Regions from separate parts of the Homo sapiens genome. Here region 1 is linked to region 2. Evidence: read pairs that join two places in POLR2A ChIA-PET (ENCODE). Cell type or tissue: CD4-positive, alpha-beta T cell. All regions are shown on one strand.

Evidence for each region. Peaks named below come from ENCODE experiments on the same cell type or tissue, not always from the same donor. Only the 100,000 strongest peaks of a DNase experiment are listed, where the experiment ranks them.
Region 1: POLR2A ChIA-PET joins it to region 2 with 6 read pairs; 1 of 35 experiments calls an interaction of 5 or more read pairs at or near these places.

What each region holds. Positions count from the first base shown.
Region 1 is chr19:48,400,783-48,405,782 of GRCh38, reverse strand. GRIN2D (glutamate ionotropic receptor NMDA type subunit 2D) reads right to left here. Exons shown (of 14, transcript NM_000836.4): 4 at 430-1,049. Among named protein-coding and RNA genes, the nearest start is that of GRIN2D, 9.6 kb to the right of the region's middle. RefSeq lists enhancers at 1,857-2,151, 4,558-5,000. In CD4-positive, alpha-beta T cell, no CTCF peak of the experiment used is centred here; a DNase peak (open chromatin) is centred at 1,982.
Region 2 is chr19:47,157,451-47,162,450 of GRCh38, reverse strand. All of the region lies in intron 5 of SAE1 (SUMO1 activating enzyme subunit 1), which reads right to left. LOC124904730 (a long non-coding RNA gene) reads right to left here. Exons shown (of 2, transcript XR_007067277.1): 2 at 1-4,055. Among named protein-coding and RNA genes, the nearest start is that of SAE1, 29 kb to the right of the region's middle. RefSeq lists enhancers at 3,783-4,325, 4,326-4,867, 4,868-5,000. In CD4-positive, alpha-beta T cell, no CTCF peak of the experiment used is centred here; DNase peaks (open chromatin) are centred at 3,100 and 4,330; H3K4me3 peaks cover 1,819 bases; H3K27ac peaks cover 1,992 bases.

The sequences.
Region 1 (5,000 bases), 1.2 Mb before region 2:
CTCATCTGGGCCACTGGATTGTTGGGTCTTTTTTGCTACTGAAGCTCAGTTTATAGTCTAGGTATTTAGACTAAATCTAAAATGCTCTCAATTATAAGATGTACCACAAAGAAAGACAAAAGTGCTGCCAATTAAGCCATGATAAGTCATCAATTATAAGACACATCTCGTTTTCAAAGACATTAAAATGTGAAACATTATGCATCTTAGAGTCATGAAATATAGTAATACACTCACTTTATCTCAGGTGCTTTTTCCAAATTACTTGATTTAACCTCAGAAAAGAGACCCAATTGCACCCACTTTACAGAAAAGAAAACTGAGGCTCAAAGAGCAGATGTGGCCCATTTGAGCCACTCATTCAGTGAATACTGAGGTAGTTAGGCTCTGGGAGCCCTCCCACACCCCTCCCATTCCAGCCCCACTCACCTATGCAGACTCTCGCCGCGGTGGGTGCGGTTCTGGGCGCGACAGTCGTGGCCGAGCTCAGGAAGGAAACCATAATCACGCAGCAGGGCCTGGGCACCTCTGGCCACTACGGCCACGCCAGCTGCCACTCGCCGAGCCAGGTCATCCCGCCAGCCAGCCGAGCGCACTGCAAACAGCCCGGCAGGCAGGGGGGCGCCTCCTGGCAGAAGAGGGGGCTCACCAGGGGCCCCAGAGCCCCCGCCTCCAGCCAGCTGGGGCCCCACCATGAACCAGACGTAGCCAGATCCAGTGAGGCCAGCCTCCTCAGCTGCGCGGAACACGGGCTCGGCCTCCTCTCGGGCGCAGAAGAGCAGGCGGATCTGCGCGCTGACACTGCGGAGCTGGGCACTGAGCACGGCCTCGCCCGCCCCAGGGTCCAGCGTCAGCGCTCCGCGGTGCTCCCAGCCCACCAGACTACCGTCAGTCAGCACCTCAATGTAGGACAGGAAGGCCCGGTGGCCAGGGGCACGAGTGGTCACGGCTACAAAGGACGTCCAGTCATACTCCTCCAGCACCTCAAAGATGACCTGAAGCTGTTGCTCGGTGGAAGAGCCCAGCTGCAGGAAGGTGGAGCCCTTCTCCTGCCAGGGAGGGAGGAGGATGTCAGGCCTGCCGATGTGGGGACCTTATTTCTCAGCAATGAATAAGGGGACCACAGCTCCCAATATGGCAGACTGACTCGACAGGTTCACTAAACCCATCTCCTTTTCCTCCTGGGGCACAGGGCTAGATCTGGATTAGGTTTAGCCACGTGATGAGTTATTCTAGACTCATCCATAAAACCTTAGTTTTTTGTTTTGTTTTTTTGTTTTTTGTTTTTTTGAGACAGAATCTTGCTCTGTCGCCCAGGCCGGTGAGCAGCGGCATGATCTTGGCTCACTGCAACCTCCGCCTCCTGGGTTCAAGTGATTCTCCTGCCGTGCCCAGCCTAATAAAACCTTACTCTTGAAGCTTAGTCCTCTGAAGGGGATTACAGAGCTACAAGAGGGTGAGAGCCTGAAACCCCGAGTCACCATACGGAGGAAAGCCACCTCCAATCAGGAACACCTGTTTGGATTTTTTTTTTTTTTTTTTGAGATGGAATTTCACTCTTGTTGCCCAGACTGGAGTGCAATGGCACAATCTCGGCTCACTGCAACATCCGCCTCCCGGGTTCAAGCAGTTCTCCTGCCTCAGCCTCCCGAGTAGCTGGGACTATAGGCGTGCGCCACCACGCCCAACTAATTTTTGTATTTCTGGTAGAGACGGGTTTTCTCCATGTTGGCCAGGCTGGTCTTGAACTCCTGACCTCAGATGATCCACCCGCTTTGGCCTCCCAAAGTGCTGGAATTACAGGCGTGAGCCACTGTGCCTGGCCTGGATTTTATATGAATGAGAAACAACCTCCTGTTGGGTGATCCACTGAGATTTGGGGGTTCATCCGTTCCAGCAGCTAACATCACTGTCATTAATACAACCAGCATCCGGTAAGGGAACTACAGCCCCCAGCAGCCACTGAGAGGGACTGGTTCCCTGAAGGCAGTGAGGAGACTACATCTCCCAGCATGCAATGAGGGTGCTGATGGTATTTCCCTACTGGAAGAAGCTTTGCAGAGTGTCCTTTCCCTTCTTTGGTTTTCCTCCTACCTCTCTGTCACCTCTTCCTCTGCCTCCTTTGCTGGCCCTTCTTCCTCAGCCAGAATTCTAAATTCTAAACACTAGGAGTGCCTTACTGTTCTCTTCTCTATTCCTCTCTCCCTGGTGATCTCAACCAGGCCCATGAGTTTAAATACTGTCTCCCATGCTATCCAATAGGGTGGCTGTTAGCCACTCATAACTATTCAAATTAAAATTAAATAAAATTTATCCTGAATCAAGGACCAGAGGAAAAAAATGTTAAATAGAATTTAAAACTTAGTTTTCTGGGTGCACTAACCACTTGTCAAGTACTCAACAGCCACATGTGGCTTGTGGCTTTCAAATCGGACAGAGCAGCTATAGAACAGCTTCATCTTTGCTGAAAGTTTTATTGAACAGTGCTGGATATGTTAATGGCTCCTGTCCTCAGTCACAACCTCTCATGTGAGCTCCAGACAAATCTATCCTCCAGCCTTTTTTTTTTTTTTTTTTTTTTTTTGAGACAGAGTCTTCCTCTGTTGCCCAGGCTGGAGTGCAATGGCACCATCTTCACTCACTGCAACCTCTGCCTCCTGGGTTCAAGCAATTCTCCTGCCTCAGCCTTCTGAGTAGCTGGGATTACAGGCACATGCCACCACACCCAGCTAATTTTTGTATTTTTAGTAGAGACAGGGTTTCACCATGTTGGCCAAGCTGGTCTCGAACTTCTGAACTCAAGTGATCTGCCTGCCTCGGCTTCCCAAAGTGCTGGGATTACAGGTGTGAGCCACCATGCCTGGCCCCTATCCTCCTTTTTATTCAATATCTCCTCTTGGATTTCCAAGGTGTCTCAAAATTAGCATGTCAAAAACAGATTGCTCGATCTTTCCCCTATCTCAAGACTGTTCCCTATTCTCTCTCTCTCTCTCTCTCTCTCTCTCTCTCTCTCTCTCGTAAAGGAGTAAAGAATCTTTTTTTTTTTTTTTTTTTTTTTTGAGACGGAGTCTTGCTCTGTCGCCCAGGCCGGACTGCGGACCGCAGTGGCGCAATCTCGGCTCACTGAAAGCTCCGCTTCCCGGGTTCACGCCATTCTCCTGCCTCAGCCTCCCGAGTAGCTGGGACTACAGGCGCCCGCCACTGCGCCCGGCTAATTTTTTGTATTTTTAGTAGAGACGGGGTTTCACCTTGTTAGCCAGGATGGTCTCGATCTCCTGACCTCATGATCCACCCGCCTCGGCCTCCCAAAGTGCTGGGATTACAGGCATGAGCCACCGCGCCCGGCCAGGAGTAAAGAATCTTAAGGAATAAAGAGCAGCTGCCTTTTTTTTCCTCTCTCTCTCATTCACCCTGATGCTCAGGCCCCAAACCTAAATCATCCTTTCCCTTTCTTTCCCTCACACATTCAGCCATCTCCAAGTCTTCTTAGCTCTACGTTCAAAGATAGCTCCAGTTGTCCACTCCTCACTGCCATCACTGTCACAACTCTCATTGTCACCCTTTCTTGCCCAGCTATCTACAACTTTCCCACCCATCTCTGTTTTCTTTTCTCTCTTTCTTTCTTTCTTTCTTTCTTTCTTTCTTTCTTTCTTTCTTTCTTTCTTTCCTTCTCTTTCTCTCTTTCTTTCAAGTTTCGCTCTGTTGTCCAGGCTGGAATGCAGTGGCGAGATCTCGCCTCACTGCAACCTCCACCTCCTGAGTTCAAGCAATTCTCCTGCCTCAGCCTCCCAAGTAGCTGGGATTACATGCATGCACCACCATGCCAAGCTCATTTTTGTATTTTTAGTAGAGGGAGGTTTCACCATGTTGGCCAGGCTGGTATCAAACTCCTCACCTCAAGTGATCCACCCGCCTTGGCCTCCCAAAGTGGTGGGATTCCAGGCATGAGCCACTGCGCCCAGCCTATCTTTGTTTTCAATCTTGCATCTTCCAGTCTATTCTCCAAACAGCAGCCAGAGTGATTGTTTCAAAATATTAATTGGATCACATCCCTTCTCAATTGAAAACCTTCCAGTGATTCTACCTCAGAATCAAAGCCAAAGTCCTCACCGTGGCCCCAAGGCCCTGCGTGAACTGGCCCCCGTTGCTTCTCTGACCTCATCTCCTGCCACCCCAATCCCCCAGTGGGCTCCAGCCACACTCCCTTCTTGCTCTTCCTCAAATACATCAAGCTCCTTCCTGCTTCAAGGGCTTTGTCCTTTGTTGTTGCCTCTCCTGGGGACACTTTTCCCTACCTCCTCCATGCCAGACCTCCACCTGACACCTCCAGCTCAGGTGTCACCGCCTCAGGGAGGCCTCCCCTGACTGCCATCTATTGAAACTCCATCCTCAGTCATTACAACATCCTGTGTTGATTTCCTCCAGGACAGCCGGATTTTACTGTTACTGGTTTTGTCTGTCTCACCATTAAAATGCAAGCTCTATAAGGCAGGGACCTTGTCTCCCTCTCTTTTTTTCCCCCCCCCTCTAGAACTGTATTCCCTAGGAATTAAAACAGCCCTGGCACAGAATCAGCTCTCAATAAATCTTCCTGTAATGCAATGAGAACAGCAAGTGGGCTTTCTCCCTAGGCGCACAGGGGATACTGCAGTTGTCCTGAGGGAATGAGTTCTTTTTGTTTATTGTTTTTTTTTTTTTTTTGAGAACAGTCTCACTCTGTCCCCCAGGCTGGAGTGCAGTGGCAAGATCTCGGCTCACTGCAATCTCGGCTCACTGCAACCTCCGCCTCCCAGGTTCAAGCGATTACTCCTGCCTCAGCCTCCTGAGTAGCTGGGATTACAGGCATGCGCCACCATGCCCGGCTAATTTTCATATTTTCAGCAGAGATGGGGTTTCTCCATGTTGGCCAGGCTGGCCTCAAACTCCTGGCCTCAGGTGATCTGCCCGCCTCGGCCTCCCAAAGTGCTGGGATTACAGGTGTGAGCCAGTGCACCTGGCCG
Region 2 (5,000 bases):
TTCTAGAATATAAATTGATAAAACCACTTGAGAGTAACTTAACGGGGTCTGGTAAAGCTGAAAATGCCCTTATCTTAATTTTACTCCCAGGTATATACCCAAGAGAAATTAACACAATTGCCCAAGGAGATCATCTATACACACACAAACAAAATGCTTATGCAGCACAATTTGTAACAGCAAATTATGAGCATACCCAAATGCTTATAAATAGAAAAATGGATATAAAATAGTAATGTATTTACACAACAAAGACTCTAGCAAAAAACAAAAATAAAAACAAAACAAAAACCAAAAAGAAATGCCCTGCAGGGCTGTCCAAGAGAACTAGCTGTGATGATGGAACAGAATGTAATCTGTGCTATGCAATACAGATGCCAATGGCCACATGTGCTTACTGGCCACTTGAAATGTGACCAGTGAGACTGAGGAACTAAATATTTGATTTGATTTGATTTTAATTAATTTAAACAGCCAGCTGTGGCTAGTGGCTACCAAAATGGACAGCAAAGCCCTAGAACAACATATAAACAGATGGCCTCACAAACGTGTTGCTTCTCCTTAAAAGCAGGTGGCACCATGCATACAATATAAAACCAATTTTTAAGAAGATAAAAAGCATGCAAAGCAATTCTATGTGTTGCTTGGAAATACATACATAAGTAGTAAGAAGAAATGCATAGGAATGAGAAACCCAACTGAGGAGGGTGGTAACTTCTGTTGGAGGGACAGCCAGAGGGCCTCACCATACCAGTAATGTTTGATGCTTCAAATTGAGTGGTAGGTCTATGATGGTGAGCGAAATCATTCTTAATTTATGCCTAAAATATTGTATAATAAGTTCCATGTCATTGTTTAGATTTATAAACACGTGATAAAACAGGAAGTCAAGCAGGGCTGTATCTGCCCCTTCCAGGTGTCTTTTTTAATCCACACAAATGTACCAGCAGCTCTGGGGTTACTTACCTGGTGAGGGTACAGGGAGAAGAAGTAGAAGATAGAGAAACAGCATACAGATTGGTACAAAAGTACCAAAAATATTTGTGTTTTTAAGGCGGATAGTGTTTGTTTTGTTCCATTATCTGCATTGATGCTGCATATCTTCTTTTGTGCATTAAATGTCACAATAAAAAAAATATAGGCTGGGTACGGTGGCTCATGCCTATAATCTCAGCACTTTGAGAGGCCAAGGCAAGAGGATCACTTGAGGCCAGGAGTTTGAGATCAGCCTGGGCAACACAGCAAGAGATCTCAAAAAAAAAAAAAAACCCGAAAAAATTAGCAGAGCATGGTGGCACATGCCTGTGGTCCCAGCTACCTTGGAGACTGAGGTGGGTGGGAGGATCCCTTTAGCCCAGGAGTTCAAGGCTGCAGTGAGCTGTGTTTGTGCCACTGCACTCCAGCCTGGGCTACAGAGTTACATCCCATCTCAAAAATAAATAACATATAAAATTAAATATATATACAGAGATAAGCTAACATTAGCATCCCCCACCCCAACTAACTCTCCTACCTGGAAAACTTGCTATCAGCATTCCACCTAACTGCAAATTTACACCCCTCGTTGCCCTATTTCCACTCCTTTGAACCAAGTAGTTCTGATATTAATAATTAGCAGGATTGGCCAGGAGTGGTGGCTCACGCCTGTAATCCCAGCACTTTGGGAGGCTGAGGCGGGTGGATCACAAGGTCAGGAGATTGAGACCATCCTGGTCAACATGGTGAAACCCCGTTTCTACTAAAAATACAAAAATTAGGCTGGGCACGGTGGCTCACGCCTGTAATCCCAGCACTTTGGGAGGCCGAGGTGGGCGGATCACGAGGTCAGGAGATCGAGACCATCCTGGCTAACACGGTGAAACCCCATCTCTACTAGAAATACAAAAAAATTAGTCGGGCATGGCGGCGGGCATCTGTAGTCCCAGCTACTCGGGAGGCTGAGGCAGGAGAACGGCATGAACCCAGGAGGTGGAGCTTGCAGTGAGCTGAGATCGCACCACTGCACTCCAGCCTGGGCGACAGAGCGAGAGTCCATCTCAAAAAAAAAAAAAAAAAAAAAAAATTAGCTGGGCGTGGTGGCGCGCACCTGTAGTTCCAGCTACTCGGAAGGCTAACGCAGGAGAATCGCTTAAACCCGGGAGGCGGAGGTTGCAGTGAGCCGAGATCGCACCATTGCACTCCAGCTTGGGTGATAGAGTGAGACTCTGTCTCAAAAAAAAAAAAAAAAAAAAAAAAATGCAGGATTTTGAACCTCTCTGGCCTGAGGGTTCCAATCCAGGCAACTGAGTGACTTACTTCTAAATATTTCTGGGCAAGTCTATTGTCTTCTTTGGTATTCTGTTCTCTCAGCTTAGTTCAAATAACCTAAACCGTGAGAATTAATATACTAGAAGGTTAATTCATTTCATTGGTAACAAAGGTTACTTCAATTACTCTTTTTTAAAATGGAAACAATCAGGCTGGAAGCTGTGGCTCACGCCTATAATCCCAGTACTTTGGGAGGCCAAAGTGGGCGGATCACTTGAGGCCAGGAGTTCGAGACCAGCCTGGCCAATATGGAGAAATACCGTCTCTACTAAAAATACAAAAACCAGTCGAGTGTGGTGGCACACACTGGCAGTTCCAGCTACTCCGGAAGCTGAGGCAGGAGAATTGCTTGAACCCAGGAGGCAGAGGCTGCAGTGAGCTGAGATTGTGCCACTGCACTCCAGCCTGGGTGACACAGCAAGACTCCATCTCAGAAATAATAATAATTTTTAAAAATTAAAAATTAGCCAGGTGTAGTGGATGTCTGTAATTCCAGCTACTTGGGAGGCTGCAGTGAGCAGTGTTTGAACCACTGCACTTCAGCCTAGGTGACAGAGTAGTCAGACCCTGCTTCAAAGAAAAAAAAAAAAAAAGGAAGAAAATAATCTCCAGGGTTGCTGGATTATGCTGCAGTTAACAGCCACCAGTACACTGAACAAATATTCCGTGGATATGACTGTGCTACACACTGGACTAGGAGTCTAGCAGTGAACAAGACTACCTTCCCCCTATGGAGCTTAAAATGGAAGCGGGGAGACAGAGACAAGCAACCTAAGGGCCACCAGCAGTGGAAACCAAGGTACCACATGAAAGAAAAAGAACTCGACTGTTTCTTTAATGACGGGTGTAAGAGAGGATGAGAAGGCTGTCAACAAATTGCTCAGAAAGAGGGAGTCAAAAGAATGAATCACTCCTCAACTGTGGAATTTCTCAACTAATTCATGAAAAGAGTATTAATAGTACTCCAAATTAGTCACCTATTTCAGGAGCAGAGGTAAAATTAAATCTGTATTTCTAGTACAGTCAGGAACAAACCCTACTTTGTCTTTAATTTTTAAAGAGCTATTACAGAGTAACCACTGTCAGGCATCTCATCATCTCTGGCAGCACCTAACACAGATAACTCACAATAAAGAAACGTGAACATGGGAGCATGACAGTGGCCTTTTATCCTAAAGGTTTTCCAGAATGATCCCGATGTTCACATATTTTATCCCACCATCCTCCTAATATGTCACGTTACCCTAGCAACTTCAGGGGTATCCCTCTTTGTAAATCATAGGGTGAGCCTATGCCCTTACCCACTGTCTATGCTCTCGCCCCTTCTTCCACAGCTGTGTGGCCTTGGTCAGGTCACTTAATTTCTCATAGCTTCTTTATCAGCTATAGATGGGGACAACAAGACTGGATGTGATTCCCTGCACTCAACACAGTGCCTTGCACACAGTAGGCATTCTGCAACTCATGGAAGGAGCTGGCTGCGGCAGTGAGGGCAGCCACAGCAACTCTGCCCCTACGTCCGTCTTTCGGTTTATCCTACTTCCTCGGACAGAGCACTGCTCTTGGCTCTGGTGCCTGGAAAGCTTGTCCCTCACATGCCAACACAAACAACTCTTCCTCTGGGAAACCTTTTTGGGCACTTCCTTACCACCACCTCATTGCTGTCTCCTCTGGCTCCTGCATGTCAGTGTCCATGTGAGGCTTGTGCCCGAGACCTGATTGTGACGAAATCCGTCTCAAATCTTCTCCTGAGCACCAAAGGAAGCAAACAAACTACTGAGCACCTATTTCTGGGCTAGGCATTTTCCTAAGCCCTTATTTATCAGAATGGCACAGGTGCTAGAAAGGCCCACCAGCTTCCTAGAGGGTGTGAAAACCACAGGCTGTTTTTCCTTTTTGTTTTTCAACGTTACTAATTTAGGAGCACAAAGTGTACCTTGAAGCAAAAGTGGCTTTACAACCTTTGGTTAAACCTAGGGAAAGCGGGGAGGGGAAGGGAACCCTAACCAGAAAACCTTTCACAGGAAACAGGAAGTAGCTGCTTCCCCACCCCCACCCTGCACTCTCTGAGCACAACCCAACTAGTTATTCTGTACAATTAGGCAAAAGGGCAGCATCTGAATCAAGGAATCTTTGGTGTTGGAAGAGAACCTTGAAATCACAGGGCCATCTGTGCCAAAACGGAAGGAGGCATGTTATTGCAAGGTGACAAAGCCATGGCCAAAACCCAGTCCAGCCCAGTCGGTCCGCAGGGCCCTTGGTGAGGCTGCACAAAGGCAAGGTTTGGAATCCCAGGGATTGTCAGCAGGAATGCACTGAATGCCTCGTAACCTTAAGGGCTTGGGGTTGGAATCCGAGCCTGCATTGTTCAAGTGTAACAGCTGACTAACAATGTCAGCTGGGGAATATTTTGATACCTTCCAGCTCAGCTCCACGTAGGAAGAGGCTGCACAAAAACCTCTGTGCCTGTAGGGCCCTCCGGAATGGTGGGCAAAGGCCTGGGCTGCCCACATTCTCCTCATAGCGAGATAAAGTGGTTCCCAAAAGAGGTTTCCAGATCCACCCCAGTGGGCACCATCAGAACTGACTCCAGGGAAACTTCCAGCTGTGAATGGCTAACAAAGCTAGGCACTCTCTCCATTTGAATGTGAAAGACCTGCCTCAATCAGAGAAGGCCCTTAAGCCATAAAACC